5 separate regions of the Mus musculus genome follow, and regions 1, 3, 4 and 5 are each linked to region 2. Evidence: chromatin loops called from intact Hi-C (ENCODE). Cell type or tissue: left cerebral cortex. All regions are shown on one strand. Each heading gives the region's core, and the rest is flanking DNA. Links, peaks and the distances in the headings are about the cores only. Region 1 has its middle 17 kb from the start of Lmbrd1. Region 2 holds the start of Col19a1 (collagen, type XIX, alpha 1). Region 3 overlaps Col19a1 (collagen, type XIX, alpha 1). Region 4 holds the start of Lmbrd1 (LMBR1 domain containing 1). Region 5 overlaps Col19a1 (collagen, type XIX, alpha 1).

Region 1 (6,179 bases), core at 498-5,497, 74 kb after region 2:
CAAATTTACCTTTTTTCAAGTGCAATCTCTAACTACTACACTAATAACTCAGAATTATGATTGATAAGGGCTTCTGAGACTCTAATCTACTTTATATTTCTCTTGAGAAATTCCTATAGGCATGCTATCATAAATAGGATTGCCTCTAGTATCCATCAGCCTAATTAACACTCTGTGTTCTTAAGCAATGCCATTTAATAAGAATAAAATATAAACTAAACAAATTTTATATTTTCAGTGAACATATTAAAAACTAAAAAAGTGATGAAATTCACTTTAGTACATTTTTTTACTGATCAATATATCTAATGTGTTATTGCAATAATAAAATTGGAACAAAAATTAATAGGGAGATATGTTTTACCCTCTTTTATTTTGTTTTTATTATTTAGTCTTCAATTAATGTAATAGAGCTAAAAGCTAAGACCATTTATTTAAGCCAGTTTATTTTATAGACAAGCTATGACTGGCTATTCCAAAAGTATTGTATATTGGCATCATGTCATCTCTTGCAACATACAGAATTTTTTTAGTGACTAATACTGCCAATAATACACCCTAGTAGTTAGCACTCTACAGACTAATGTATTTCCTTCATGGAAGCAAAATTATTTCCAGGGAATTAGTTTCTAAAGTTTCTGATTTTTGTGCAGTCAATGTTGAAGGATTACCAAAAAACACTTTTTATTTCATTGCTGTTTCGTATATACACAAAGAATGCCCTTTATAAAAATTCTGTTAGTTTTCAAATGCTACAGGCATTTAATACCACCTCTCCCCCAAAAATGTTGCCTCTCAACTAGACTTCTCTATGCTTCTGCACACAGGTCACATGGGTTTCTTTTCTCAGCTCCTCTAAGCAGGTGGGATAAATGATGCTTTATTGACTTCAGAATTTCTTAAATGACAACATGACAGGCAACACAGCAGCTGACAGTGGATATTTAGAAAGGACCACTGAATTAAATCAGCTTAGATACCTTAACCATATGTTGACCTCAGAGCAAAAGTCAAGAAATGTATTGCACTGGGGAAGATGGTTTTTTTTTCTCTTGTTTCAGCAGGATTTGTAGGAGATTCTTTGATAGGGAGGAACTCAGGACTGCCCACTTGAAGGATGCCAGACCAGGAATGAGATCTCCTTACATCCGACTTCATCTCCTCTACCCTCAGCCTTCCCCTCTGCCTTTCCTTTGGCAACACAGGCAACTGCCTCCCAGAGGCCTCCATATATGGAAGTCACAGATATTGGGGATGCTGAATTGAATCCATCAGTTTGGGTGATACCATGGTCATCAACCTAAAACTCATTTTCAACTTTCAATCAGTAGTCCCTGGGGTGAATGATGGCGAATGGGAGTCATGGCAAATGGGAGTCATGGATGGGTAACGCTACCCTAATGACTAAGTCAAATACCCCTTAGCTGACTGACACATTTCCTGCCAGCTTTTCCCTGCCTCCAAGTCAATCTATCCACAGTGACACTCTTTAACACAAGGATCAAACCCAGAAGGAGGTCTGAGTCACCTCCTGGCTACAGTGACATCCAATATACAGCTGACCTCCTTCCCCTAACCATCCACCCCATCTTCTCTCAATGCTTTTCTGTACTTCCCCCTCCAGGCCACTACTGACAGCTGTTCCTATTAACATCTCACTTCAGGAACGTTGTGGTTCCTTACCCACATGGAAGTTACAAAACATCCTTCTCTTCACCCTATTCTTCCACTTTTACCACAAGATTCCCTCTTCAGGATCTCATCCTACATGTTTCCACAGCATCACTGCCACCAAGCCAGTGTGTGTTAAACCTCACCCCTTTGTTGGTGCAATAACATTACTGGTTCCTGCATTAAACCCCACTTCAAGGTTTTTTGTACCTTCATAATGATTTTTCCCCAGGTTTATCTCTATGAGCCTGTCTTAGTTAGGGTTTTACTGCTGTGAACAGACACCATGACCAAGGCAAGTCTTATAAAAAGCAACATTTAATTGGGGCTGGCTTACAGGTTCAGAGGTTCAGTCCATTATCATCAAGGTGGATACTGCATGGCAGTATCCAGGCAGGCATGGTGCAGGAGGAGCTGAGAGTTCTGTCTTAATCCAAAGGCTGCTAGTGGAAGACTGACTTCCAGGCAACTACGGTGAGGATCTTATACCCACACCCACAGTGACACACCCATTCCAACCAGGTCACACCTATTCCAACAAGGCCACACCTTCAGATGGTGCCACTCCCTGGTCCAAGGATACACAAACCATCACAGAGCCCAAAGAAGAACTCACAACATCTGGAAGGAAAACAAAAGGGAGATCTTCATCCCTCTGCTCATAGGCCTTGGTATCATCATCTCTTTGAGTGACACAGGAACTGCTGGAGCAGCCCTCATCCAAACACACCATCTGGCCTGTCTGGATGCTGCCATGCTCCCTCCTTGATGATAATGGACTGAACCTTTGAACCTGTAAGCAGCCCCAATTAAATGTTGTCCTTGGAAGAGTTGTCTTGGTCATGGTGTCTGTTCACAGCAGTAAAACCCTAACTAAGACATAGTGCCAATGGAGAAAGTGGATACATTTTGTGCTTGGAATCTGTTAAGTCTACATCAATTGTAAAATTAATCACTGTTGTGAATTAATGAGTGGTTTAATTTTTTTAATTACTTTTTTCATTTGTGTATAGAGGGGTGTGTTGTGTTGTGGTGTGTTGTGTCTGTACTAAGGTTCATATGTGGAAGTCAAAGGACAACTACGTTAAATTTCTCCTTCTACTATGTGGATTCTGGGGAGTGAACTCATAACACCCAGCACAGTGGCTTGTGTATTTTCTATTCTGAGTATTTTTTATTTAGAAAAATAACCTATGTTATGCAACTAGAAAATGATAATAGGTCATGGAAAATATATCTAAGCTCTCCCAAAAAAATCAATATGGAGGAATAGCCCATGCTCTTCACACTTAAGGTCCATCTTTTGCACCAGCCCCTGAGGTAAAACCATGGGATGAATGGAAAGAACTTCATGTAAGAACAATGCTTTGGATGGATGGCTTTGGAGATTGTAGTTTTGAATTGAAGGACTTCCAACCTGTCCTCAATGGCAACTGGGTGAGGCCATGGGTCAGGGAAGTGTGACTGGATTTCAGACCATGGCTCAGAGACTTTGTTTGAAGTGGTGATTGGGTGCCATCAGAAAAGGTGCCATCAGAGCAGATGGAGAAGGGACAGTAGGAGGATGCATTGGGAAGTGGCCGCCAAAGCTGCTGGCTGGCTCAGGCCCAGGACGTGGGAGGAACAAGCTGGATAGCATATCACAGCGAAAAAGCTTGCATTCCCTTTTATAAGCATGTCCTGAAATAAAAGAGTAAAGCAAAAGACACTGTAGGGAAAGATGAGAAAAAGTACATTAGTAAAAAAGCAAAAATTATGGAAAAATTGTCTCAAGAGTAGAATCCCAAATTGGGACAAATGATAAGCACGGCTCTTCAATTAAAAAAGAATTATTAGAGACCTCATGTGACATTTGTCAGGAAGATAACTACCACATTACTGAGACACTCCTCATCTGTTTCATCCACCCATCCTCTAATAACCCCAAGGACATACATACTGTGATGGTGAGCATCAGCTTGACAGACTCTAGGGTCTTCTGGAAGATGAGCTTCTTGGTGTGCCTGTAGCAGATTATCTTGATGACTTTAATTGAGGATTGAAGACTGCCCATTATGGGTGGTGCCATCACCTGGCTTGTCTCCTACTCTGTATAAATGAAGAAGGAATACTGAGCAACAGCACACATCTCCCCCTTGCGCTCTGCTTCTTTACTGTGGATATCATGTGAACATCTACTTCAAGTTCTGCCTTGACATCTCTGTCATGATTGGCTTGCACCTTGAACTGTCAGCTAAGGTAAATCTCTTCTTCCTTAAAGGCACCTTTGAGAGAACATTTTATTACAACCAGATGAAGAAAACCCAAAACATGGCACTCCTTCTGCTGCTCCACTTTATTTCTAACCATGAACAGCAGAGAGTGAGCAGACACAGTGGACAACCCCATCTCTTGTCCCTGTTACTTTGGGGTTTTAGATGCTAGCCTGGAGTGGAGCTTCAGGGTCTTATCTATTGCCACAGTGATGTTCTTGCTTGTTCAAGATAGTGCCAAAGGTCACATTTGTGCCCACATTGGGCAATGTGGTGGTCTGTTTACTAATTCCCTTGTTTGGTATGTATATCTCAAGGCTAACATCTATGTTGGAGGTCTCTTCCAGTGCAAGGTAGGTTAAATCCTTAATGAAAGCTTAAAGCTGAACATCAGGGTTTTGTTTTAGGGAACTAATTTTTCAAAACTGATTTTGTTCCAGAAGTTTGCTTCTCCTGGAATTCTAAGGCATACTTAATTCTCAATGAGATGGTTTCTTCTCTCCAGAACCTACTTGTTGGGTTCCATCCTTTTATGTTGGGAAATCACTAGTTAAAGATGGGTATTGTCCTATTCCCATCTCCAATGAACTTTATTTTCTCTGTTGTAAAAGTAAGGGAGACCTTAGAGTTGCTTGGGATCATCTCTCAATTTTCCTGGCTGAAACGACCTAAAGCAGCAGAAACATGTCTTTTTGAAATCCATGTGTATAGGACTGATGTATCTGTTATGCCCCAAATTCCCATTTTGTAGAAGTCACTATTCATAGATTCATGATTATTATGTATTTTCTAAATTTAAAATTCATTTTTGTACTTGTTTATGGATGCATGTTCATGTATGCATACATATGTTAGTGGTGCATATGCGCATGTGTGCTGTGAATGTGGAGGCCTGAGTTCAATCTAAGTATCTTCCTCCACTAGTTTCCACCTTTAGTAGTGTGACGGGGTCTCTCACAAAACCTGGAGCTTCTTGATTGTCTCTCAGTAAGACCCATGGGACCTTTTATCTCTGCTCCCCCAGTGCTGGGATTATAGGCAAGTCCCTCATGTCTGGCTTTGTAGTGTTTCTTAAAGTGGCCATTTGACTCATTCATTTGGTAAGAGGTTATGGATAAATTATCATATGACAATCTTGAGGATGCAAGGAACAAACTTGTTAGGAAGAGCCTGAGGACTAGAGGTACACATGAAGGGAGCCGATAAGTAAATAGGTCATTTTTAATATGTTGAAAGAAAGATGAAATTTCAAGACCTGTAAGTCATATAAAGTACTCAGAAATTGCTGGTTGTTTGTGAGCCTAGAGGCTGCCTGGGGCTGAGAAAAAAGAAAAACAAACCCGGATATGCCCCGTAGTTAAAACATTCCTGGGAACAGCTTAACCTTAAAGATAAAGAGGAATGTGAGGATATGACAGGGCTATCTGAACTGAGTCAACAACTCACAGAACTCTGACACCCTGCACATACATGTAATTTTTCTGCTGATGTTTGAATAAGCCAATAGTGTGTCGCTATGCTGAATTCCACACACCCTAGCTTAGGGGTGTGGAATTCAGCATAGCTCCATAAAAACCCCTAGCTTCCGAGCCTCTTGGCCGACATCTGTTATCTCCTGTGTGGGATGCATGTCAGTCCAGAGTTCGGTCATTAAACTACCTCGTGTAATTCCATCAAGATGGTCCTTCGTGATTCTTTGGGTGCCCGCCGAATTGGGAATTGAGTGGGGGGTTCCCCACTAGGTTCTATCAATGTCACAGTAAGTGAACATGCTGGTTAATGAGTACAGTTCTGGATAATCACAAAAAAATGCTGTTTTAATTAGATTCTTTTTCTTAGTTATAAAGACAGAGGTTCCTGAGAATGCCTTAAGTCATGTGGAGTTTATTAAAAGGCTCCATGTGGGAGTAAGTAAAACAGACATTGTGCTCATTCATTGTAGCTTCCTGCCAATTTAAGAAATGCATCAAACCAGGCCTGGAAGAAGAGCTAGACTCTTCCTTGGTAGAACTGAGTTTCCTCAACTTCAGGAATGTGAAAAACCTATTCTTTCTTTCATCAATGTTCCACTCATAATATTTTTATCCCTTATATAACTGTCCTGTTGACTAAATTTCCATTTGTCTCCTTCTCATTCGTAGCTTGTACTTCCTGCTTCTTTCTCCTGGTGTTGTATTACTCAGGGACTCTGTCCTTTGCCTCTGCTGCCAGATGTTGGCAACTGTCTTCTCCTTGTACACCTTTCTTCTGCTCTGC
Region 2 (6,179 bases), core at 328-5,327:
CAATACAGTGAGACTCAGACTGCTTAATATTTGTAGGAGGATACATATGAAATAAGAAATTGTAGGGAAGTAGAGAAAAAAAATCGCTAGAAGGCTTGGTGAATGTGATTTAATGAGATTCCAAAATAGTAATAGTGTTGAAGTTGATCTTTGCCCCGACAGAAAGCATACTCCTTGACTGCTAACATTTGTACTACTGAAGAATTTGCCCAAATACTTCAAGGTCCCATAGATATTCTCCTTTCATTTCAAAAATAGTGTTCACTTCCCTGAAGACGTCAACCGGAAAATTCTATTTGGACATACCTAAGCAGTTTTCTCTATTCTTGACTGTGTGTCTGCTTTATTGACGTACCTCTCTGAATGACAGCTGTAAGCACTAGCTGTTCAGATACCCTAAATATCAACAACTCCAGCCGCCCTCCACTACTCTCTGATTACAAGCTCTGGTTCTGTTTTCCATAGGCAAATCCCGGCCTAAGATACAATGCCATTTAGAATTTCATATTGATAGCTTTGTATATTTTCCCAATTCACCCGTCTTTTTCAGTGTATTTTTTATCTGAATGGCTCTTGGCTTTCTGATAGAACATTCTTAAGAGGTGTTTTCCGTTCACATTCTACAGGGTGAATAGAATATGCCTATTCTCACCATCTTGCCCTTAGATTCAGTATATGGCTTCCTCACCTGGTTGTCTTACTATTGGTCCATACAACAGCATACAGCACCCTCTGCTTCTCACCCTCCCCTCTCAGTCTCTTCTCTGCAGGTATCATCAGCTCTCTTCATCTTAGACTTCACCTAACTTGTGCTTTCAGTCTTACCCCGCATCGCTCATCCCTCGACACCTTTAAGCTGTCACGTGCCTCTCCTTCTGTCTTCCCTTCGTGCTCTCCTCTGTTAAACCTGCTTATCCTCTGCCTCTTTGAGGCACAAGTTCTCAAGAAGGCCTGCCTGGAGTAACTCAACGCATCCCCTTCACTCGGTCTTCCACGACACCGTTTTACTTCCGGGCTGCATAGTAGGTTATCTACAGCTCCACGACCTTTTATCCCTGCTTGTTGCTCATCCTTCGTTTGAACCTCCACGTAGTCCCATTCCTATAGTTTCTATCCATATTTCCTTCTGTCTCTAGAGCCATTCAGGACGCAGCCTGTTTCTGCTGCCTCAGAAAATGAACAGAAATTTCAGCAAGGGAGATTAAAATGCAGGACCAGAAAAATAGATGGAAAGGTTTCATTTCTGATGAGCACTATGGGCTTTCGTCTGTTTGGAAAGAACTTGGAGATAACAAAAATTCAGATGCAAATATAATTGCACGTGGCTTCCTTCCCTTCCTTTGGCTATTCTGTACCTGTCCATATGCAGCGGCTCTCCTGTCCTATTCTACTGTTGGAACTTTTTTTTTTTTTTCTGGGACACCTTACTTAGTTTTCTTAACACTTAGGGAAATCATTCTGGTCAAACCCTCCAGAGAATGAGTTTCCTATTCCTAGCGGCTACCTCTTTCCACCCTGAAGAATTATCCCTATCAGAAAATCCCATCCATTCATCTCAGGCCTGAGAACTTACAATTTGCACCATGAAAACACGGCGATATCCCGGTACCTCCTTTGCAGGCGCCTGGTGAAGAGCTTTCTACTTAGAAAGAGCCCAACGGGCTTTGCTCACCTACTCAGGAGAACCTAAAGGCCACCCTTCTCGGCCAGGCTTCTTCCTCCCTTAAAGAACAACTGTAGTCCTTGATTTGTACAGGAGTGTTGCTTTCCTTAGCTCTGATTAGTGGGAGTGGGGGTGGGCAGATGTATATTCTTCTAAAGCGCCTCTAGTACTCTCTCATCCCTTTTGCTCCTCAGACCTCCTCTCCAAGGAGAGGTTGGAAGTAAGTAGTCTGAATTGGTGATGGGGTGGGTGGAGGCTGCACAATTTATTTCTGTTACCCTTCCATCTCCCAGCTCACTCACTCTAGATCTCACATCACCCACTGTCGCAATTCCTGGATGGTTCTATTAAAAGTATATATTTTCAGCATCTGGGTCCCATTCTCTCCATTGCCGAGTCCATTGTCCTCCGAGACCCACCATGCGTTCCCCTCTGTCCCCCATGGCACGGGGCCCACGTGGGTAACCTGCCCACCCACTCAACTAGTTCCAGAGCCCTCCACGACCTAGCTGGGGTAAGGTTAAGCTTCATCTCCCGCCTGCTTCAAAGGAGCTGGCTTGTGCAGTGGCGCGCTTGGTTCCGGGCCAACAAACTTCTCCAGGACCATGCGCGCCGCCTCCCTCCTCCAGGCGGCGGTGGCTGCGGCGCCGGCCGGATTCCCGCAGAGCCGAGGGCCGCGGGCGGAGGCGAGGCGCCGGCCCTTTGCGCCGGGACCCTGACGTCCCCGCGGCGGCCGCGGCTGCGAGGACAGCGGGGACAGCGGCTGCGCTCCGGCTGGACGCGCTGCGCACTCTGCGTGTTGAAGGAGACACAGGGCCAGGTACTCCGGGACCAGACCCGGATCCTCCTCCGCGACAGCCTAAGCCGGGCTTGGGACCCCCGCGCGGGTCGAAGTGGGTAACTCCACCGGGTACACGAGCGTCCGAGCTTTGCGTCCTGGCTTTCACCTCTCCCGGTTACAGCATCCAACCCTAGAGACCACAGCCCCACAGCATTCGTAGCTTGCTCTGTTCGTTTACCCCTTCTTCCATAGCTCGCGTGCCTTCCATCCGCATCAGCATCGCATACACTTCTGCTTCCCAAACCCAACCAGAAAATCCACCGAGAACTAAAGTGGAACGCGCGAGCCCGCGTGACCTGGACGCACAAACACGAGCCACATTATAGGCAGCGTGTCAAAGTGGCCTGATCTGGCCAAATGCACTCGGTCCCCTCGTCTCCGCGTGGGAATGCAGGTGGGCAGATTTTCCCCTCGAAATATGTGCACTTGTGCAGTACGGTTGTGACATTTTCTTTAAAAGCAGATGCAGGCAAATGACCAGAAATACAGCATATGGCAGAGACCGGGCTTGTGAAGGCAACATCAAGCAAAATGTGGCAGAGCTGCGCAGCTTACCTTGGGTTGGTGTCAGAGCCCCTGGGAGGCGCGGTGGAGTCCGGACAGGGCTGCCGCACCGCCGCGGAGTGGCCCGCTCCAGCTCCCAGCGAGTGGAAGCGGGACGCATCTCTGCCCTTATTCGTCCCTTCAGTGTGACCCTCCCACTCGGTGAGCACGGAGGACTCAGCAAGACAGTCCTCAGCCAACTCATGCCCAGGTTTTCCTTGATCACACAGAGCTGGGTACTAAGTCTTTCAGGTTTCTGTTTTAATAGCAATTTCATAGCGGCAATGACAGTTGGGGGCAGACGCTTTCTCACTTCTGACTATGAAGTGTCCTCAAAGTACGGTGCGGTGCAGTGCGTGGTATACATTCACAGGTAGATAATTGGCTTTTTAACAGTCGAGCTAAAAATAAAAAAGGGTATCGTGTATGTTTTATTTTGCACTTCTATTTCTTGAGTTTATCTAAAGTTAATCAAGTCAGCTTGCATTCTAATCATCGTTCTCTATGTAGGTTTGTGTCTACATCCATAAAGGTATGTTGTGACTGTTAAATATATTATGCTTCAATAGTCTGGTGTTATAAATATCTGTCTTGTAAGTCTTCGAGATCTCTTTCAATATGTGGAGGGGGTGGGTATAGCAGTACATATACACCTACAGTAAGTATATACATACATATATATAGTATTATGTGTCTATATTCAGATTTATATTCATTCATAGTAAACATACACATATATTTATATACATATAGTGTGTGATTTTTTTAAAAACACTAGAATTTGTAAGATTAACCCACAGGTTAAACAATGCTTAACTTCTTTTAGTTGTGTGTTGCCGCAGTTGGAGAGAAAATATGTATTATTAATCCATAAGAATGGAAATCATTACCTTAGAGTGTTACCTCAAAGACATAAGTCTCACTTAGTGAGATTCCCAGTCCAAAGACGACAAGACCACAGTGGCAAAGATTTTAAAATGCTCAGAACAAATTTTTAAATAGCTCATTTTCACCTCTTTGGAGGAAGACCATTACAGCATCAACCAGTGGGTTTGTAACCTGCCTATTCCCAAAGAAAACAGAACACTGAAGTGTGAGAATTCACAAACTGCCATGAACCACGTTTCTGTCAGAATTTCAAGCCATACAATGTGTCTCCCTCCTCATGTGCTTTCCTTCACGAATTTTTGGTTGACTGTGGAAAGAGGCCAAAGGAAAAGGCATCACGTGAGTCCAGCGGCTCAGTTGCCCATTTAAAGACAGGATTCCTAAGCCTTCCCTAGGCATCTGGTGAACCTTTCCATTTGCTCAAGTATCCTAATTGAATTTGTTTCCTCGTTTGTCAGTTATATTTTTATATATGCATTTTATGCCCAGGATTTATTGTCCAGACTATTCAATTTAGCTATTTGCATCAGATTAATACTCTTTAAAAATAAACTTTGAAACTGTAGGTCAAGCCGATGAATTTTACTCCACTGTTTCAATAATTTCTCAACCTTTAAATTGCTCATGAAGTAGCTAAGCACATTTTTGTTTCTTTGTCACAATTCTCCTTTGCTACTTATAACACTGAAGAGACAAATTTTTGGATACCTTGAGAAAGGAATGAATCAGGTTTAAAACTGTTATCAGCTATGCTCTGTGTTCTAAACACGCCTGTGAAGACAGCCCCCTTCCTTCCTTCCTTCCTTCCTTCCTTTCTCCTTTCCTTCCTTCCATCTATCCATCCATCTGTCCTTCTTTTTTCCTTTCCTTTCTTCCTTTTTTTCCAGAAACGATTTGAACCTAGACTGCTTTTATGATCCCAACCTATTATGCCCATAGGTTTGAGGTTTTATCAAATACTTTTTGTTGAATTTTAAAGTGACTTCAGGTAGCAAGACCATGAAACCACGCACCTTTTATTTATCTACATCAAATACAACTATAAATGATCCCCTGGATTCTGAAGCTACTTCTGAGGGGAAAGTAGTTGAGAGTTACTGTGTCTCTTTTAAACTTCGCTTCCCACTCTCTTCAGTTTCTGCTCTTTTCTGGGCTCTCAGCTTTGCTGCTTCTTTTACTTTTGTCCTTCATAGTTCTCCCCACGCCCCCACCCCCGCTTTTTTTCCCCAAGAAGAAAGAATTTCAGCATTGCCCCCAGCTAATTTCTTAGTTACCAAACCATAAGAGTGTTCATTCTTTATTGAGTTTTCAGGGCACAGCCATACATGACTCTCATGCATGCCCCGTGGAAATGGCTCAATGCATCCACAGTGTTGAAAAGACCTTACTGTTGACTGTAATTACCAAACCTGACTTGCCATTGCTCAAATGCACTTTCATTATATCTTTTCTGGGCCAGTATTACAGTGTGCTGTCCTTATTCGTATTAGTCCTAAATTAGTTCAAAGCCGGCTAGGGAAATCTACTAATTTTAAGGTCTGTTTTGCCACTGTTTCTGAAAAGTTCTCATCCCACAGAAATTGATATTCTAAGGCTCGCCTCTCTCTTTGCTTCCTTTCCTGGAAGACTCTAATTCATGACGTGTACTCAGTTTACAAGTGACTGCAGGATGGGATCACAGCTGCATCTTTCTCTTGGTTTCTTAGTCCCTCTCCCTGGGATCAGTGACACCGAGCGGAAATATGATAAAAGACAAGTGACTGGCCTAGTCATGGGGACAGCTTGGTAACATGTGTTAAGTTCTCCAGAACAATTTCATAGTAACAGAGTGGCATGCCCTGGTAGAAAAAAAGAGCCACGAGGTAACAAATAAACAGAGAGAAAAATTACCCGGAAATAGAAGTATTCCACAAACTCATAATGAAGTGTTTAACTTAATTAGAATTTGAAGAAATATGCATTTATTAATTTTTTTCTTCACCTATTTTGGCAGGATTAAATATTAGTTTTTGTGTGTGATGTTGGCAGAGGCAAAGAGGCTTCTCAACAATGAGAGACGTATATAATAGCTCAGTCTTGCTAAAGGGCAACTTAGTCTTGTACATTGAAAATGAAGAAAAAGGCAGGGTGGAGTGGGTGCCAATCGCATTGTAAATTCCTCTAAAACAGTAACTCTGGTTATTTCTGGGTTAGGATTATAGGGGTTTTCTTTCCTTTGCTTATCTGTAACATATGAGGTTTCTA
Region 3 (6,179 bases), core at 425-5,424, 130 kb before region 2:
AAAGAACACACATGGTACACACTCACTGATTAGTGGATATTAGCCCTGAAGCTTGGAATACCCAAGATATAATTCACAAACCACAGGAAACTCAAGAAGAAGGAAGACCAAAGTGAGGATACTTCTATCTTTCTTAGAATGGGGAACAAAATACCCATGGAAGGAGTGATAGAGACAAAGTGTGGAGCAGAGACCGATGGAATAACCATCCAGAGACTGCCCCACCTGGGGATCCATCCCACATACAATCACCAAATGCACACACTTTTGTGGATGCCAACAAGTGCTTGCTGACAGAAGTCAGTTATAGCTGTCTCCTGAGAGGCTTCACCAGTGCCTGACAAATACAAAGGTGGATGCTCACAGTCTACTATTGGACTGAACACAGGGTCCAATGAAGGAGCTAGAGAAAGGACCTGAGGAGCTGAAGGGGTTTGCATCCCCATAGGAGGAACCACAATATGAACTAACCAGTACCACCCCCCCCCAGAGCTCCCAGGGACTAAACCACCAGCCAAAGTGTACACATGGTAGGACTCATGGCTCCAGCTGCATATGTAGCAGAGAATGGCCTTGTCAGTCATCAATGGGAGGAAAGGCCCTTGGTCCTGTGAAGGCTCAATGCCCTAGTGTAGGGGAATGCCAGGGCCAGAAAGCAGGAGTGGATGTGTTAGTGGGTAGGTGGGGGGAGGGGTGTATAGGGGGCTTTCTGAGGGGAAGCCAGGAAAGGGGATAACATTTGAAATGTAAATAAAGAAAACATAAAGCTAAAAGTTTCTTTCAAAATTACTTCATTCAATTTTGAAAATAAAATCCTTCAAGAGCTTTGTTCTTCTAAAGTAAAGCCCCTTGTCTCACTTCTTGGATTTCCTATATACCAAGAAACCGTATTCTTCTTTAAGTGCCAGTTGGAAAATGATTTGAAGTAGAAAATACTTTCATTCCATTTGGGTTGTTCAAGTCTAGGTAAAATACACACATATAAGATCACAGCCCTTCAAGTTTCATTGTTCTATGGCCAGAACTGGGAGACATCTACCATCACGATGGCTCTTTGAATATTAGTGACTTCATGCTTCATTTACGGCATTAATAATATCAATGACAGGCCTCAGGCTACACTTGATTTTATTTTTTTTTCCTTTTTCATTAAGCTTAGAATCTTTCTTAAGTTAAATGAGAATCTTTAATGCTCTATGTAGGGAATTTGTAGTAGTAGATTGTATGTAAATGGGAATACTCCATATGTTTATGATTAGATACTTAAGAAATGATGAAATATTAACCTGACAACTATCCTATCATGTGCACATTATTAACTTTTATCACGAATCTCCTGCTGTTTTATCATTTGCAAATCTTATAAATAAATCATGGGAAAATAGTCTCTGGTAGGTTTGCAAGCAAAGTAACAACCAGTGTGAAAGTGTATCTCTTGTCTGAGTGTGGTGGTCCACACTTCTAATCCCAGCACTTGGGAGGCGGAGTTCAATGGGTCTCTGTGAGTTCAAAGCCAACCTGGTCAACATAGAGAATTCTGAGATCTGGGTGTGAGGCAGGGGAGGGGGAGGGGAGGGGGGAGAGGAACAGAGGGGAATGAGGAGGGGGGAGGAAAAGAAAGAGAGAGATAAGGAGGAGAAGGACAAGGAGGAGGAGGAGGGGGAGGAGGGAGAGGAGGAGGAAGGGGAGGGGAGGAGGGAGAGGAGAAGGAGGGGGAGGAGCTTTTCCCTGTGGGATGATTATATCTAGTGTCACTTTTACAATTTTTAGGCCAAGTGGAACTCTCTACTTCAATTTCTCATAATATATATTTTATTCAAAAAATAATGCCTAATCAACCACAGGGACATGGTTATGAACCATGGTAAGGATGTAGAAATATGCTTGAGGTAGATACTGATTACAGACTTCTATTAAAAAAAAAAAAAAAACACCCCTAAGGCTTTGGGTCAAGTATGTCATTGCTCAGGGCAGAAATTCATCTTTAAAGTGAGAAGGTTTGCTAGGCAAATTCAAAGTTCACTATCAATTCCTGTAATACTTAAATTGTATCTCAGTCATGATGTAGTATAAAAAGCAAATGGAACATTTCGATTTTTGGTTTTTTTCTTTAGAATTACTTACAGTTAAGGCTGGTGGCCCTGGAGGTCCCATATCACCCTAAAATAGATGAAAGAAAAGTTGCAGTTAACAACAGCACCTTTCTGTACATTATTTAAGAGGTTATGGAGAGAAACAATATAAAATGATAAATCTTTTTCTTTTACATGTTTATCTGTTTTTTGAGAACTTCGTGATATAGTTTGAATCATATTCTTCCCCCGTTTTCCAATTCCCCCAAACCCTTCTCAATTTCCCTACCAGAAAATTCATACTTTGAAAGGACATAAAAATAGAATTTTTCTTAAAAATTTTTGCACAATGATAGCTGTTTCATGTTCCCTTTGGGGCTTATGATATAAAAATCGCCTTGTGTGCCCTCATGCTTTCTGCAATAGCAAAGTGTGTTTTGAAAAACTAAAATAATCTAAATTTTTTTTATTCTTTTGACTATGAATCTAAAATTAGAAAAAAATTATCTTTCCAAATATGGTTCCTTGCCAAAAGAGCAGCTGGGAAGCGTCATGAAGGCAGATAATTTTTCTGACAAAGTTTGAATGAGGATCAGCAGAAATAATAAGTGGATCTCTCCGCCCCACTCCATGCCTTCCAGCTGCAAGGAGCTGTTCCCACATCCTCTCCTAGGCTCTGCCGCATCGGCATCACTTGTGCCTCTAGCTCTGAGAAAGCTCCCTCCGTCTGTATTTTCCAGTACTAGAAATGCTTTGCTGACCTACGTGAATACAGGTTTCCAGGTGTGTGTATCTTGACTATTAAAAAGTCTTTGAAAATGCTGGGTACGGTAGTACACAATGTAAATGCCAGCACTCAGGGTAGAGGCAAGAGGATCTTTGTGACTTTAAGGCCAGCCTCACTGACACTGCAAGTTCTAGACCAGCCAGGGTTACACAGTAAGACCATGTCTTTTAAAAACCGTCTTTGAAACAGTCTCCAAAGTTCATGTTGTGTCACCCTGGTGCTCTTCTGTCTCAGGAGTTCTAGTCACTTAAAGAGAACTCCGTAGTCATGGAGACCGAGTGCTCTGGCTGTGCTTTTGTTGCCTTGAACGTCATGGAGTCTTTGTGTCTGTGGCATGAGCCATCAGGTTGTCATGCTAAATCTAGGATTTTCTCTTTTTCTCATTAAACTTAGTATCTTAAGTTCTAAGGCATAGCATTGTATATTCCTTCTTTTTGGGACAAGTAACAGTTGTTAAGGAACTTAAATCAGTTACTAAGGATTGCTCTGTGAGATCATCTCTAGTGCAAAGATAAATATTTAAGATAGGAAGGAATTCTGTATGCTCTCAGCATGAAGAATAAAATGCAGATATATACAATTCCCACGAAATCTGAATTGCCTAATTACGGCACTCAATACAACCCTTGAATTTAATACTGGTTGGTGCGCACTGAAAGGCCACTTCCAAAATGCTGTTATGAAACGGTACAGGGGGAAAGCACAAGAAATGGTTCATTTGATTTAAAGTGGAGGCACAGAGCGAGCTTCCTTTCCACCAACGCCACCTGTCTGATCATTAAGAGGTGACAGCTTGGTGTTACTGGCTGAGTTTCCTGACACAGGACACCTTTGCTAATGTGCTGATGGACCGCTCACGCTGTCAAGCAAAGGTGAGAAACAGGAGGTTTCACTCCTGTGTTAATGTCAACGAGTAACTGCACACACAGTCTCTCACACTGAAGCAACCAAAAGGCTTTCCTTACTCACAAGCTTTTCACACAACAGCCTTCTGCCATATTCAGGATGTTTGGGTCACCAGATAGGATCTACAAGAAGTCACTCACTTTAGGCAGTGTGTGTTTGCGCGTGCATGCGTGTGTGTGCGTGCGTGCGTGTGTGTGCGTGTGTGTGTGCGCGTGCGCGCGTGTGTGTGCGTGCGCGTGTGTGTGTGTGTGTGTGTGTGTGTGTGTGTGCGTGCGTGCGTGCGTGCGTGTGTGCGTGTGCGTGTGCGTGTGCGTGTGTGTGCTTTTGGGTAGATACAATACCTTGTCTCCTTTTGGGCCAGGTGGACCTTGAGGACCCGAGTCACCTTTCAAACCCTGAAAAGAACATAACAAAAATAGTTTTCTGTGGAAGAGTCACCAAAAGTTTCAATTACTGATAGAGTATTAGAAAAAAAGACAAAAAAAAAAAAACCCAAAAAACAAAAAACAAACAAACAAACAAACAAACAAAAAACAGTTCATGCTTCCCTGAACTCCCAAATCCCAATCTTTCCTTTCTAGTACAGAAACCGGCAATGGCATCACTGTGGTAAGGTCCATGTGCTGTGTACTCCATCGTATCTGTGCTTCAGAGACGTTAAACCAGCACTCGGCCTCAATATTGCATATTTGTGCAACTTTGCATCCTGCTAAAATTACATTAATTCACCATCTGGGGGACCATCATTTAGATCTATATGAGCCTTGAAATATCCTCTTTGGATTAAATTTGTGGATGTTGTAAATACCTCTGATTTAGCATTGATTTAGCCTTTATAGAGCTTGCCAAAAAAAATCATGAGTTACATCAAAAAACATGTTCATGTCTCTATCAAGAAATTTAATTATTGGGAGGAGAACTACAGAGGCTGCATTCTTCTGTCACTCACGGGGCTGGAGGCAAAATGTAGTGCTTGTCCATTTGAAACTATGTTTCAGCTTTCTAATTTTCTTTTTTTAAAACCTGGATTTATAAAGATATCAAAGGGAACTACATGAGACAGAAAAGTTGTCAGATATGTGTTTTCAAATATGTCAAATCCTCCTGATTCTTGGGTGTTTGGAGGTACTTAGTTGGTGATGGCCACATCAATTCTTTCAATCAGCTGAAAGTGTTCTCTGTGGAAAAAATAAGGTGAGTCGGATGGACACATCCTGAGTACGTGTGAGCAGGGAGGATACCTTCCTTTATTTTGAACACATGGGATGGGGGAGGAAGAATAGTGGGAAGGGTGCATTTGGGAGTGATGTTACATATGGTAAGTCTAAACATCTTGCTGTTCCTAGCACAGGGATCTAGCTATCACTTCTTGGGAGTTTTGTAGGAAATAAATAATGCACACCCCAGCACCTACAGGTATTCATTATAGAATTGAAGGACAAACCATGGTAATAAAAGTAATTAGATGAAACAATTTTGTAGCACAGAATGTGAAAACCATGTCAGACATTAACAAGAACAAAGGATGAATAAAACATTCAACTTGAAAAACAACTTTGAAATGAATAAATACCTTAATATATTTTAATCATTTTAGTGTTTAATAAATAATATTTAAAGTGTAGTAATCTACTACACTGTATCTGGAATATTATTTGGAATATCTATCTCTTCCTTTCTGAAACAGTAGATACTTGAGAGTAAAAGCTGGCAGAAGAATATCCTAACCACTCACAGGGAGACATGCCATTTCTGTGAATGGATTTCTATCATTCATTTATCCACATGTCCACTAAATATTTTTCCGGTACCTTGTGGCCACTCACTACCCTAGACCTACTCTGTCTGATAGAGTAGCTTCTCATTGGACGCTCTTCTTCTCCAGCCCCATTCTTCTCAGTGATAAGGACTGAGCCCAGAGCCTTGGTCATGCTGTCAAGTTCTTGACTACTGTGTTGTACTTCCCGTTTGCTTTATAATGTGTAGTTTAAGAAAATCATGTTAGAAATAATTTTGCCCAATCCTTTTCCCTTCTCCATCATGACTAATAGAAACTGTAACATGTTTACTCTTGTCTTGAGTTTTTCGTTTTCTCTATATTTCTGCATCACTTTGGAGATCAGACACAAGAGAAGAAGGTGATAACAAAAGTAACCTCTATTACCTCATGCAAATCAGGCTCCTCTGGGTGCTCTTCCTAATGCCTTGCCCTTGGCTTGCTCAACTTGGTTATCTAAAAGTATTGCTAAGTCAGCTTACAAATCTCTTCTATTCTCGGAATGGCAATCCCCTAAATTAATCCCTAAGCCCCACCTCCCCAAGGACTAGGTAACTTCCTGAAATGCTGGGAGTTGTAGTTCTTGGAAAATAATAAAGTTTCATGGAAAAGTACAGTGGCCTATAGATTTGTCCAT
Region 4 (6,179 bases), core at 552-5,551, 92 kb after region 2:
AAAGAAAGGAGGGGGGAGGGGGGAGAGAGAAGCTTCAAACCAGCCTTACTTGCCTAGAATTTCCCATACAGTCAGCTTTACAACCTAATTCAGAGCTTTGAATTTAAATTATGCACTCTTCCATGCTGCTGACTGAGAGAAATGTATGCATATTTGTGTACACAGTTTTGGCAATCCTTTGCTAAAAAAATAACTAACGGATTAGAAGCAATCTCATATGACAGAAATCCATAGTCTGGATCTGAAACATGAGGCAAACACTTGAGTACTGAAGGAGATGGAATCCCCAGAATGCAGTGCTTTGGGGAGGTGGAAAGACCACAGAAAGTGGGTCCTAATGAAAATTAGGCCACCAAAGGCATGACCTTTGAGAGGTGTCTTAGTTAGAGTTTCATTGCTGTGAAGAGATACCGCAGCGACTCTTATAAAAAAAAACACTAAATTGGGGCTGGCTTCCAGTTTCAGAGGTTTAGCCCATTATCATCATGGTGGGAAGCATGGCAGTACGCAGGCAGAGATAATGCTGGAGGAGCTGAGGGTTTTACATCTTGATCCACGCAGGCAGCAAAATGAGACTGGGAGCCCCAGTGGGTGTAGCTTGAGCATAGGAGACCTCAAAGCCCCTCCCCCACACAATACATCACACTTCCTCCAACAAGGCTACACCTACTCCAACAAGGCCACACCTCCTAACAGTGTCACTCCCTATGGGCCCAGCAAGCATTCAAACACATGAGTTTATTGGAGCCATATCTATTTAAACCTGTGGGGAAAGCCTGCAAATGAAAGGGATAGTCTACCATGTCGGGTCGGGATAGCTCCTCTGATCTCCACACAAAATGGAAGACTTCCTTCACCAGCAAGGCTTCCCTTTCTGGAACCTTGTCTGAGGAATCCAGTTTCTCTCATCTTCTACCTCTCTCTCTCTCTCTCTCTCTCTCTCTCTTTCTCTCTGCTCATATATAGTCCTTCTCTGCCCTGAATAAAGTGTACGCATACAAGCCCTCCCTGAAGAAAGGTATGTACACAAGCTAAGATGGTCTAAGAGAGCTATTCATCAAAATCCTTGGAGAAGGCCTTCTCCCTGGCACCTGCTCACACTAGACTGGAGTCCTGTAGACCCCACTGGTTCCGAATGCTGCTTCATCCTTCAAACCTGGTGTGTATCAGCTGTGTCTGGATACTTTAGAGAGGAAACAGAGGAGGTAGAACTACAAAACCACCACAAGTGGACTCAGTCGCTTCCTCTATTTTTGTTCTTCAGCTGCCATGAGGTAAAGTTTTTCTCTACCACACAGTCTTACATAATATACCATGTAAGACACCATGAGTCAAAGCAATAGATTGGATAACCATGGGTTCTAACCTCTGAAATCATAAACCATAATAAGACTTATAAATTGATTATCTCAAGTACTTTCACTTAGTGATGGACAACTGCCTAATGGAAGAGGTCTCAAGGAACCTATTTGAAAATGGACATAATACTACGATATAGAGAAAGGTGTTGTCTGATTCATACCAATGTGGAATGGGATCTGAATCCTATGGAAATATGCAAAAGTAAGTTATTTGTTCCATGGCAGAATTAGGGAAATGCAGCTTCAGGAGGAACAGCTTGTGCTCACAAAATTACTGATTATGTGATCGTTTTCAAAGAGGATTTGGGCCATTGAAGACAACAGGGATGACTGGTCTCAGGTGGTTTTTGATATCTCCTCTAACCAGCAAGCCTACTACAGAAGGGTTAAAAGGCATTGGCTCAAGAAGTAAAGCACAAGCATGACTTGTTGGTGATGCACTTGGGGACACACATGAGATCTCAGAGACGGACACACACTTCCACCAGAGAGTTTCTGATGGGACCGGTTCATATAAAACACATTCTGTTTCCACTTTCTTCTCATTTCGACACTTCTACCCAACCCTTAACTACTGCAGACTTCCAGTCAGAAATAAGACCAAGGTGAGTAATAATATCACAGCAGAATAAACTATAGCGACGATGGAGTTCATCCATAAACTGTTTTGACTGCATCCTAAGTGTCTTAGTGTCCTAAGGATGGAAGTGTTTATTGGGTTCACAGTGCAAGGTTTCAGCGCATTGTTGTGGTGATGTTATAGACAGCAGGAACTAGAGGTGGCTACTCACATCCAAGGTCAAGCGCACACAGCAATGAGTTATGCACGCATGCTAAGTAAGTCTTCAGTTCTGGTCCAGGGATGTGGAAATGTTACCACCCACATTCAGGGTGGGGCTTCTCACCTCAGCCCAATTAAAGGAAAAAATCCCTCACAAGCCCACAGGACAATGTATTCGAGACAATTTGTCACTGAGTCTTCCGAGATGGTTCTGCATTGTATCAAGCCCACAGACAAACGTCCACAATCAAAACTAAATATCACGCCGGGGTTTGTTTATTCAATTTAAATACACACTAATACACCACGGGACCCAGGCAAGCATCCCAGGTTTTCCCTCAGCTTCACATAAGATTTACAACAATCTCTGTTTTGTTCACTTGAGCATATTATTAGCACCTACAGTTCATAGACTCGGACATTTTAATTGTATGAAACCATCATGGAAATTCACAGGTACGCGCAGATGGAAAAAACAAAACAAAACGAAACATCACGTGGTAGCACAGTGCCGTCAAGCAATGACGTGACCTGGTCATCAGCAAATTATAAAGTCATCTGGGCAGATGACATTCTTTTATTCTGAGTCATTCCTGCACCAGGATGACTTCTGATTGCATAATGGGATCAAAACCTTGTTTTTGGAAGCAATGAAAACCCGTAATGTCACTCTACATTCAGAGGCACAGACACAGCCCTGCCTCCGTAAAGCTCCTAGAGTGCCAGCAAGATCAAGTGGCACGCAGGCCGCGCGTGGGCGGGCAGCGTGGTGACGTCACGGTGCGTCGGGTGCGCCCCGCCTCGGCTCGGCTGGTCGCCAGGGGACGCTCGCGGGCCGGGTCTCCTTGGCAACCCTCCGCTCTGCCCCTCCGCCCCTTTAACCTTTAGGCTGCGCAGTTCCGGGTCCCTCTTCGTTCCGTCCCGTCCCGTCCCGTGCCTTCCCTCCCCACCCCTTTGGGCTTATCCGGACCGGAAGCGAAGATGGCGGCGGCGGCGGCCGAGCTGGTGATCGGCTGGTGCATCTTCGGCCTCTTGCTCCTGGTAGGGGAGGCGCTCCGAGTTCTCCCAGGGTGAGGGGGTGGGAGGAGGAGGAGGGCGGGCCAGCGCTGGCCTCGCCTGTCGGGGACCCTCCTCGCCCGCCCTGCTCTCTGCTGGGTCCGCGAGGGTCTCCGGAGGAAGGCGAAGAGGCGCTGATCCTCCGCGGTCTCCTTCCTAACTTCAGCCAGCTTCTGTCTCTTGTCTGAGAATGTAGCTGGCGGGTGAGTTTGGGGACGAGCGACCCTCGGGGTGGAGAAAGGCGTGATCACGGCTTGAATTGGAGTCCTCACCGCCTCTGGGCCAGGCTTCTGGGCTCTGACAGAATCAATTGTTTATTTGTTTAAATGCCTCCTTCCCCCCCCGCCCCCCCTTGTTTCCCCGCGCCCATTGTGCGATTCTGCCTTGATGACGTGAGTGTCACGTTCTAGGTATTACATTCCACTTAGAACGCTGTAGAGCCGCTTGGCCAGGCGGGAGGTTATTACCTGTCTGACCTCAGGTGCCTTCTTTTCCAGACTTCTCTGATCATTGGGTGCACAAAACCCAACTGTAGTGACTCAGAGTGACCTGGTTGTTACTTTCTGACTTCGTTTAGTTTGCTTCTCTTATGACATTTCATATTGTCAAATCCTTCCCCACTCTACAAAGACTTCAGTCCTATGGTCAGTTAGTGTTTGCATTTTGAAACTCGTCCGATGTGTTTCAGATTCCCTATACTGACCCTTGGGTAGTTTGTTCAGGTAGTCAAGTTTTTCAGTTTTTCATCAGGTAGCGCGCGCACGCGCGCACACACACACACACACAGAGATACAGACACACACACAGACACACACACGCACACGACACTTGCCTTGCATGTTCAGGAACCCTAAATTCAGTCTTAGTACTGGCATGCTCCCTTCACTTTAACAAATCCCATTGCCCTGGGCCATGCTTAGCTTGTGTCCTGGAGGGAGGCTATCTAGCCCTGTACTAGGAGAGAATTCACTGGCTTTCCCAGCCCATATGTTTAGTGAAAAATAAGCATGTTACCAGCAGGAACGTAGAGTTGGAGTATCTTGATTAATGAAAAAGCATTTAAAGCACAGTAGTTTTACTGTGGATACAGTAGTTTTATCTAGGAGGATACAAACAAAATAATAAGTGGCTTTTTAAGAGGGGGCTGATCATAAGTTAGGAAATAGAGATCTTAAGCATTGAAAGAGAAAATATGATTTTATAAGGGAAATAGGACTTGGGAGAGGATACTGTTGGAAGAAAGTGCCAGTGGAAAAGTAGCCTTTGGATAGTTTGTGGCCTTGAATCAGGAACAACCCGGCAGTAGAGAAGTACTGTTGCGAGGTGCAAAATGTGATTTACTAAAAATTAAACGGACAGTGGTGGCACACGCCTTTAATCCCAGCACTTGGGAGTCAGAGGCAGGTGGATTTCTGAGTTCAAGGCCAGCCTGGTCTACAGAGTGAGTTCCAGGACAGCCACAGATACACAGAGAAACTCTGTCTCAAAAAACAAACAAAACAAAAAACAACAACAAAAACCCCCAAACAAACAAAAATTACTGTCAGTCTGTTTAGTGCTTGGCTTATTAGAAAGGAGCTGTATTCATGTCTGCTTTTCGTTCTGTCTTCAAGAAAGTTATTTTGGTTGAAGTGTGTGTACAAAACCTAGTCAGAAGTAGAGGACTGTTTTGGTAGCTGGAGATGTTCTTTGTGATTGCACCAAAAGCTAGCACATACCAGTTTCTTCAGGTTCTGTGGCAGTGTGCAATCTAAAACCGAGAGCGTTGTCTTCCCTTACGTTCAAGGCCATGAGTCCGACTAAGTGCTGAGGGGAGCTTTTGCCCATTCCTGGCTCTGTTTTGTGATCTCTGTTTGCTACTTAGGAGCTAGTGGTAACTCGCAGTTCATCTCCTAAATATGGATATACTGAATTAGGCAGCATCATATATTACACTTATTAAACACAGATCTGGTCAGAAATGTCCTGAGAAGTCCTAAGTATTGAAAAGTTGTCAAGCTCACACTACTGTGTTCAAGCTTTCCAAGTTTCTAAATGTCACTCAAAAGCTTGAGGTTTTAAATTACACTTTAGGGCTGGAGAGATGGCTCAGCAGTTAAGAGCGCTGACTGCTCTTCCAGAGGTCCTGAGTTCAATTCCCAGCAACCACATGGTGGCTCACAACCATCTGTAATGAGGACCCGATGCCCTCTTCTGGTGTCTCTGAGGACAGCGATAGTGTGCTCACATACATGAAATAAATAAATCAATCTTTAAAAAATATATGTTAAATTACACTTTATTCATTTGTATGGTTTGTATGTGTGTTGTTCCTGGGGCTGGGGTGGAGTCAGTGCAGGTGTGTGTGTGCATGTGTTCATGCATGAGAGAGTGCACCGCAATGTGTGGGTGGAGGCCAGAGGACAACTTCCTTCTATTTATGGGTCTTGGGAACAAGCTCAGCTCTGACACCAACATCTATGCTGGTTAAACCCTCTGTAGGTTTTGTAAGTGATATTTCATTTTTGTTCATTTGAGAAGTACCACTAAAAACCAAAGTCTAAGTCACTTTAGTTTCAGTTGTTTTTTCAAATAAAGAATGCTGTTGTGTCAGGAAGATTGGCTTTCAGCTCTAAGAGTTTTAAGGAACCTTGTCTGGTAACCACCATCATACTTTGCTATAGAGTGGGACATTATACGTCCTTTTTTATTTTATTTTTTTAAGATTTATTTATTTATTATATGTAAGTGCACTGTAGCTGTCTTCAGATGTACCAGAAGAGGGCGTCAGATCTCATTACAGGTGGCTGTGAACCACCATGTGATTGCTGGGATTTCAACTCAGGACCTCTGGAAGAGTAGTTAGTGCTCTTAACCTCTGAGCCATCTCTCCAGCCCCTATACGTCCTTTTTTATCTTACCGAACAGAGGTCAAAACTTACAGGTTGAAATTTAATAAAATGAATTTTTATTGTTTCATCAAACAAAGTAATAAGTAGTTG
Region 5 (6,179 bases), core at 409-5,408, 120 kb before region 2:
TGTGTTGAGTGTAGAGAGTGTGTAAATATAGTATGTGTGTGTGTGTTTAGTGTGTGTGAGTATGTGATATAGAATGTGTTGTGTATGTAGTGTATGTTGTGTATGTGTAAGGTATGAACAGGCTGTACTATATCTGCATTGCATCACTAAGGTGATTTTTTCACCTATATCTTTGCAATTTTTTTGATGAGCATTGTTATTTCTCTTGCAAAAATATTAAATTAATGGGGGCTGGAGAGATGGCTCAGCGGTTAAGAACACTCACTGCTCTTCTAGAGGTTCTAGTTCAATTCCCAGCAACCACATGGTGGCTCACAACCATCTGTACTGGAATTGATGCCTTCTTCTGGTACTCATATACCTAAAATAAATAAATCTTAAAAAATATTAATCACCCAATTTTAAGAAATTAGAACATTTTAAAGAGTGAAATACTCTATAAACAGAAATACATATGTGTAGTTCTAATGATCTAAGATTATTGGCATCTAATAAAATGAAGTATAAATAACGCACAGGTAAAATAAAACGAACAAATTCAATTTTCATAGCATGTAGAGACTAGAAATGCAGTGAGGACTTTAAGCTTAAAATATCAGGTGAATAGTTACTCCAGAGTCTCAGGAGATTAATCTCTTTTTTAAAAGTTAAAAATTGATTCTCTATCCAATGAGATGGCTCAGTAGGTAAGGGCACTTGCCACTATGGTGTGGGACCTGAGATCAATAACTTCATCCCACATAGTGGAGGGAGAGAATTGATCTCCTGAGCTGTCCTCTGATCCCCCCCTTGTATGAAACAGTATGCAGGCCTTCTCTACCTCCACGCTCCAAATCCAAAACAAAGCAAAGCAAAGCAAAACAAAACAAAACAAAACAAAAAAACCATGAAGGAACCTAATTTTAAGAATCATCTTCTAATTGTCCTAGACACATTTCAAGGGATATCATTTCACTGAGCTCCACGAATTGTCTGTCATGACAGAACATTCACCCGGAAAGTGATGGTCTAGACAGAGAATACTACCCATGACAGAAAGCTTAGGAGTTGTGTGTCTAGCACCATAGGCTGTGGCTAATGGAGTGTGCAAAGGGACCTTAAAAATCTTCAGACTCTAATGACAAGCGTCCTATTAACGAGGCTGAAGAGATGAGTTGTCAGTTAAGAACCCTGGCTGCTCTTCCAAGGACTCAGCTTCATTTCCTTGTATGCACATGGAAACTCAAATCTGTCTGTAATTCTAGTCCCAGGGCATCTGACATTCTCTTCTGGCTTCCAAAGGTACCAGGCCCATGTGTATATTACCCTGGCATACATTCAGCAAAAGACCCACATACATACAAATAAATTCTAAAAAACAGTCCCATCGACAGAGAAGAAAATATTTATCTATTTAGAAAAAGGGTTGCCTATAAGGTGGATAACAGTTATTTATAAAAGTGGAGTGAAATTTTTGGCATAGGAAGACAAATAGAATTTCACAGATACTATCATCAATATTTAAAATGTATTTGATCACAAACATAATCTCAAGTTTGAAATAACTCTGGGGCCAGTGATTCAGTTCTATTGCACATCATATGCCTAGAGTAACTTGTGTGAAATCTGGGGTTCAGCTTTGAGCACCTCAAAATAGAGTTAAAATTGTACATTCTTACAGGACATTAGAAAAGTTGGCACTGGCTGAAAGAAGGGCAAAGAGAGATAAGCCTTTGTGATGATGTAATGATGATGAGGGTGGTGATGGTGATGGTGAGGGTGAGGATGATAGTGATGGTGACATGATGATGAGCATGGTGGTGGTGAGGATGGTGATGGAGAGGATGGTGATGGTGAAGATGGTGGTAGTAATGCTGCTGATGCTGAGGTGGTGACTGTGATGCTGCCGTGAACAGAGCTGATAGTCTGTTGAAGTTAATCCTGTAGGGTAAGAGGGTGCGTTGTAACAGAAAGCCAGAGAAGCAGCACACCACTTCAAAGTGATCTTGAGTTAATTAAAAAAAAAATAAGAATAATCTACTATAAGCACCAACATTTTACATAGGAGTAAACCAAAGGCAAGAGATATTAGGTCATATGCTCAAGGTCCCTAATTCAACTCAGTCACCCTGATTTAAAGCCAGCATTCTAAACATATTAAATTTATTTGTTTCAAAACATAAAATCATTATGAAGCCAAGATGCAGAGCATCTGGATCTCTTCAAAGAAAGAGGCAAAGTTACTTAAAATGTTCACAGTGTGGGTCCCAGAAGGCACACAGGGGCTGGAGCAACAGCTTGGTGGTCCAGAGAGCTGGCTGCTCTTCCAGAATGCTGAGTTTCGTGCCCAGCACTGAGACACTGGATACCTCATGGTTGCCTGTAACACCAGCTCTTAGGGGGTATGATTGCTTTGGTCTTCATGGGCAAACACATGCTCACATATACATGTGCTCATGTGTGTGTGTGCATGTGTGTGTACACACACACTCATCTCCCCACACACTAAATGTATAAACAAATATTTTTTTAAAAAGCCAGATAGGCTGGTCAGGGTTTTTACTGAAGGGTGTGCAACTGTCGGAGTCTTCATGGTACACAGTAAAGGTCCATTCACTCTTTACCAACATACATATCTATCTGTCATTTGGGTCGTCTAACCTCAGAACTCTGGTCAGCTCTCCACTGTAGGGTGTCCCCTACACTGCTGGGTGTTTAGCATCATCCCGGGCCACTTTTCACTGTAGGCCAGAAGCCAGCCATGTCTCCTTGATAACAGCAAATAAGAATATTTACAGACATTTCTAAATATCCCCTAGAGGGTAACACTGCTTCCAATGAAGAAAACCATTGATAAATTTATTGCATATATGGTATATCTATGTAATAGACTCATGACATGAAACATTTCAGTGACCAAAACTATGTTGTAATAAAAGAATGCAAAGAAGGGATGAAATGTGCAGTCTGGCACTTAATTCTGGGCTGATCAAATAATACTTGTAAGTGTTATAGGATGAAAAGAATGGGTAGCCGAATGCAGCCAGGGCTCTGAGCAGAGAGTGTATCCCCAGGCATGGAACAAGCTATCCATAAGAGAAAACGTAGTGTGTTTGATAAACTATTAACAGACTAATAAGATTAATATAATCTAAATTGAGAATACATTTAAAAATATTATTTGGTGGTAGATTGATTAAAATAATTAACAGGGAGAATTTTCATTGTTCATTAGAAAGAGAAGTATATACTAACTAGCAGTCAGGCTAAGTATGTAGGGGAAAAACACCAAAGAAGTGCATAGATGTTAGATGACGAGCTTGTTTTAAGTGGAATCAACTGGTCAGGTCCTATGCAGGAAGCAGATGATCTCGATGGCTTCTCTGTTTTAAATTCTATCATTGTTTGCAGAAAAATGAAGTGGTGGGTTTTAAATCCAGACAAGAAAAAAAAACATACATTCATGTGTTGCATATTTAGTACATCTCAAACAAAAGAAAGTTGAAAATAGTAAGCAACAGCTGCCTCTTTCTCTCCACTGGAGGGAAGTGAGCAGGAACAAAACCGTAGCATTCTAAGTTTCCTCTTGAATTTAAGAAGCGCTCTACTCACTTTGACATCAGAGGAAGTTAGCAAACAGGAGGAGCAGAGGTTGTTTCTTTGTATTTGACTCGGTTTTAAACGATGAAATATTTTTTTAGAAGACATAGAATGTCTAAAATTTTCTTTAAAAATATAAACCCGGAAAGTTAGACCCATGGGAACCCAAAATCAATTCTAACCAAAAGAATTCTAGTCAATTCTAATCAAATTACGAGGACACGTGGGAGTTAATTCTCACCGATGACTTCCCTACTGTCTGTTCTTTCATAAAACTAATGTTAAGGTTAGATCATGTAGTTGAGTAGCCAAGTCCTTTCTACAGTGTATTAATTAACCCTGAAACGTATGTAAAACAGTGAGCTATTAACATTAGTGCTGTACATTTCTATATATATCATCAGGAACGTAACAGCACATATTTCCCCTACCAGGATCTGTGCTTTACGCAGGACGGATTATTTTTTTAATGTGTCTGTGCATATGAGAGCAGGTGCCGGCAGAGAGGCCTGAGATGTCGGTCCTCACAGGGCAGGAATTATAGGTAGCTGCGAATCACTCAACACAGGGGCTGGGAACCAAACTTTGGCCCTCTGCAAAAATATGCTCTATTGCAGCTGGAATGAGAATGGCCCCCAGCAGCTCATGAATCAAATGCTTGGACCCCAGTTGGTGGAATGGTTTGGGAAGATTAGCAGGTGGGACATTGATGGAGGAGGTGTATCACTGAGGGGGAGGGGAGATTTCAAAAGATTCCCAGTGTGTCTCTCACTGACTCCTACCTGAGGGGATAGGGATGTGAGCTTTCAGCTGTTCCTGCCGCCATGGCTTTGCTGTGCCATCATGGACTCTAATTCTCTGAAATATAAGCCCTAATTGGGCTAAAGCCCTAATTGCTTTCTTTGTAAGTTATCTTGGCCATGGCGCTTTCACGATAGAAAAGTAAACACACATATGTCCTTAACCATTGACCCATTTCTCCAGCTCCACAAGCACGGCATTCAGTTCTCCCAGAAACCACAAGTGGTTATTATTTTCACCCCTACTTCCTGGTATAGGTCAGAGACTCTAAGTAACTTCCATGCTCAAAGAACTTCCACTATTGCAAATTACTTGTTCAGTAAAAGTACAAACTCATCGGAATGTAAGTTCCCGTTGCCCACAGGCCTAGGGCTTTCATTGATTTTTGGCTGCAGCTGATGGGCAGCTCTTATAAAGTTGTGTGTGCTGCCAATGTGCTTTTCTAACTCTACCCTTGCCGCTTTCCTTGGTTTCCTTTCTCTGGAATTGTTCTGAAGCCAATAAATTAATTTGACCCTGGCAAGACAGAATAGAGGGGTGAGAGGAACTGATGCTCTGAGTATCAACGGTGAGGAGAGTTTGTCCATTAGCATGTCATCTTTGACAGAGGGACAGTTCCACACCTCCGTCTTCTGCTTTCCTGAGGCGACCTTGGCAGCATTTGCCCAGGTGCCCTCAATAAGAGGCAGCTCACCAACAGCCTTCCTGCAGTCCTACTTCTTGAGATGTCTCCTATTCTATAATCAAAGAATAAAACTTTCAAGAGACATGTTCAGTGGGGTTCTTCAAAAATATTTCTAAGACAAAATGTAAGGTCTATTATTTGAAACACAAAAAATGCATGTCTAGCAAAAATTTATCTCTAGTCACTGGCATTCAAAACAGACTGGAGTGGTGGTCTAGGCCTTTCATCCTAGTGCTTGAAAGGCAGAGGCAGGCATACCTCTGTGAGCCTAGCCTGATTTACAAACTTGAGTTGAAAGCCAGCCAGCCAGCCAGCAACAACAAGTGACAACAGCGATAGATCTAGAAAGATCTGTGATAATTTGCTGACTCAAACAGTAGACAGTTCCATTTAAGAAACAGTTTAACCTAGAGCCTATTATTGTTTCCAGAGTCATAGCTAGCAGTTAACTCTGCTAATTTCTGCAGGAGGAAAACTGCCCAGTGGACATTTATACGAGCACTGCAAAATTCAAGACTCTCTTAGAATCAGCCTTTGGGAACGATACATCTAGGCGATGGTCATTCATGCTCAGTAAAACCGTCTCAGAATTTCCAGGCTCCTGAAACCCGAATATTTGGAATAGAGACAAAAGAGGCATTTTCAGAATTGTTCCCATAACTCCTCATGGTGACAGGCTGCAGTTAACCAGTGCACCATGGGAAACATGATAGCGCAGGACATTAGCAAACTCCACATTACAGCCTACCCCTTCCAATCACTTACAACTGCAGTTTCTAGGTGATAAATGGCAAATTGTAAGAAGCAAGTCCTCTAAAAATGAGAGAGCAAGACAACAGAAATAGAAAAACAGAGAAACAGAAAGGGGGTGGGGGAGGGGTGACTGGTTTTTATAGGTGGAGACAGCATAGCCATAAATCCTAGCTAGTGGAATAGAACGAGAGAGTGGTGCTTTGGGGGAAAGCCAGGTCCAAAGGGATGTCTACGGGAGGAGATAGATGATGGGCAAAAACAAGACATCAAATGAAACATTAAAGGCCCATTCTACAAAGCTACTAATGTGGACTGACTCAGCTCTCAGATGTACACAAGGGCAGACACACAGAGTAGGTCT

Evidence for each region. Hi-C counts contacts between places; a loop is a spot of excess contacts. Peaks named below come from ENCODE experiments on the same cell type or tissue, not always from the same donor. Only the 100,000 strongest peaks of a DNase experiment are listed, where the experiment ranks them.
Region 1: a loop joins it to region 2, with 7 times the contacts of the local background. A loop is called at or near these places in 3 of 42 quality-filtered maps.
Region 3: it touches region 2 in a loop (1.8-fold over the local background); 2 of 42 quality-filtered maps call a loop at or near these places.
Region 4: it touches region 2 in a loop (5-fold over the local background); 3 of 42 quality-filtered maps call a loop at or near these places.
Region 5: it touches region 2 in a loop (2.1-fold over the local background); 3 of 42 quality-filtered maps call a loop at or near these places.

What each region holds. Positions count from the first base shown.
Region 1 is chr1:24,658,502-24,664,680 of GRCm38, forward strand. No RefSeq gene overlaps it. Among named protein-coding and RNA genes, the nearest start is that of Lmbrd1, 17 kb to the right of the region's middle. In left cerebral cortex, for the core only: no CTCF peak of the experiment used is centred there; a DNase peak (open chromatin) is centred at 3,265; H3K27ac peaks cover 2,415 bases.
Region 2 is chr1:24,584,291-24,590,469 of GRCm38, forward strand. It overlaps Col19a1 (collagen, type XIX, alpha 1), which reads right to left and starts at 3,147. Exons shown (of 51, transcript NM_007733.2): 1 at 3,060-3,147. In left cerebral cortex, for the core only: a CTCF peak has its summit at 2,282; DNase peaks (open chromatin) are centred at 2,003, 2,213, 2,472, 2,816 and 1 more place; H3K4me3 peaks cover 2,472 bases; H3K27ac peaks cover 1,404 bases.
Region 3 is chr1:24,449,638-24,455,816 of GRCm38, forward strand. Col19a1 (collagen, type XIX, alpha 1) reads right to left here. Exons shown (of 51, transcript NM_007733.2): 13 at 4,107-4,160; 14 at 2,125-2,160. Among named protein-coding and RNA genes, the nearest start is that of Gm26418, 96 kb to the right of the region's middle. In left cerebral cortex, for the core only: no CTCF peak of the experiment used is centred there; a DNase peak (open chromatin) is centred at 2,702.
Region 4 is chr1:24,675,634-24,681,812 of GRCm38, forward strand. Lmbrd1 (LMBR1 domain containing 1) reads left to right here and starts at 2,911. Exons shown (of 16, transcript NM_026719.2): 1 at 2,911-3,183. The coding sequence starts at 3,124. In left cerebral cortex, for the core only: CTCF peaks have their summits at 2,969 and 5,386 (motif pointing left); DNase peaks (open chromatin) are centred at 2,367, 2,937, 3,433 and 3,915; H3K4me3 peaks cover 2,342 bases; H3K27ac peaks cover 2,281 bases.
Region 5 is chr1:24,465,059-24,471,237 of GRCm38, forward strand. The region is part of intron 11 of Col19a1 (collagen, type XIX, alpha 1); the gene reads right to left. Among named protein-coding and RNA genes, the nearest start is that of Gm26418, 81 kb to the right of the region's middle. In left cerebral cortex, for the core only: a CTCF peak has its summit at 3,528 (motif pointing right); no DNase peak of the experiment used is centred there.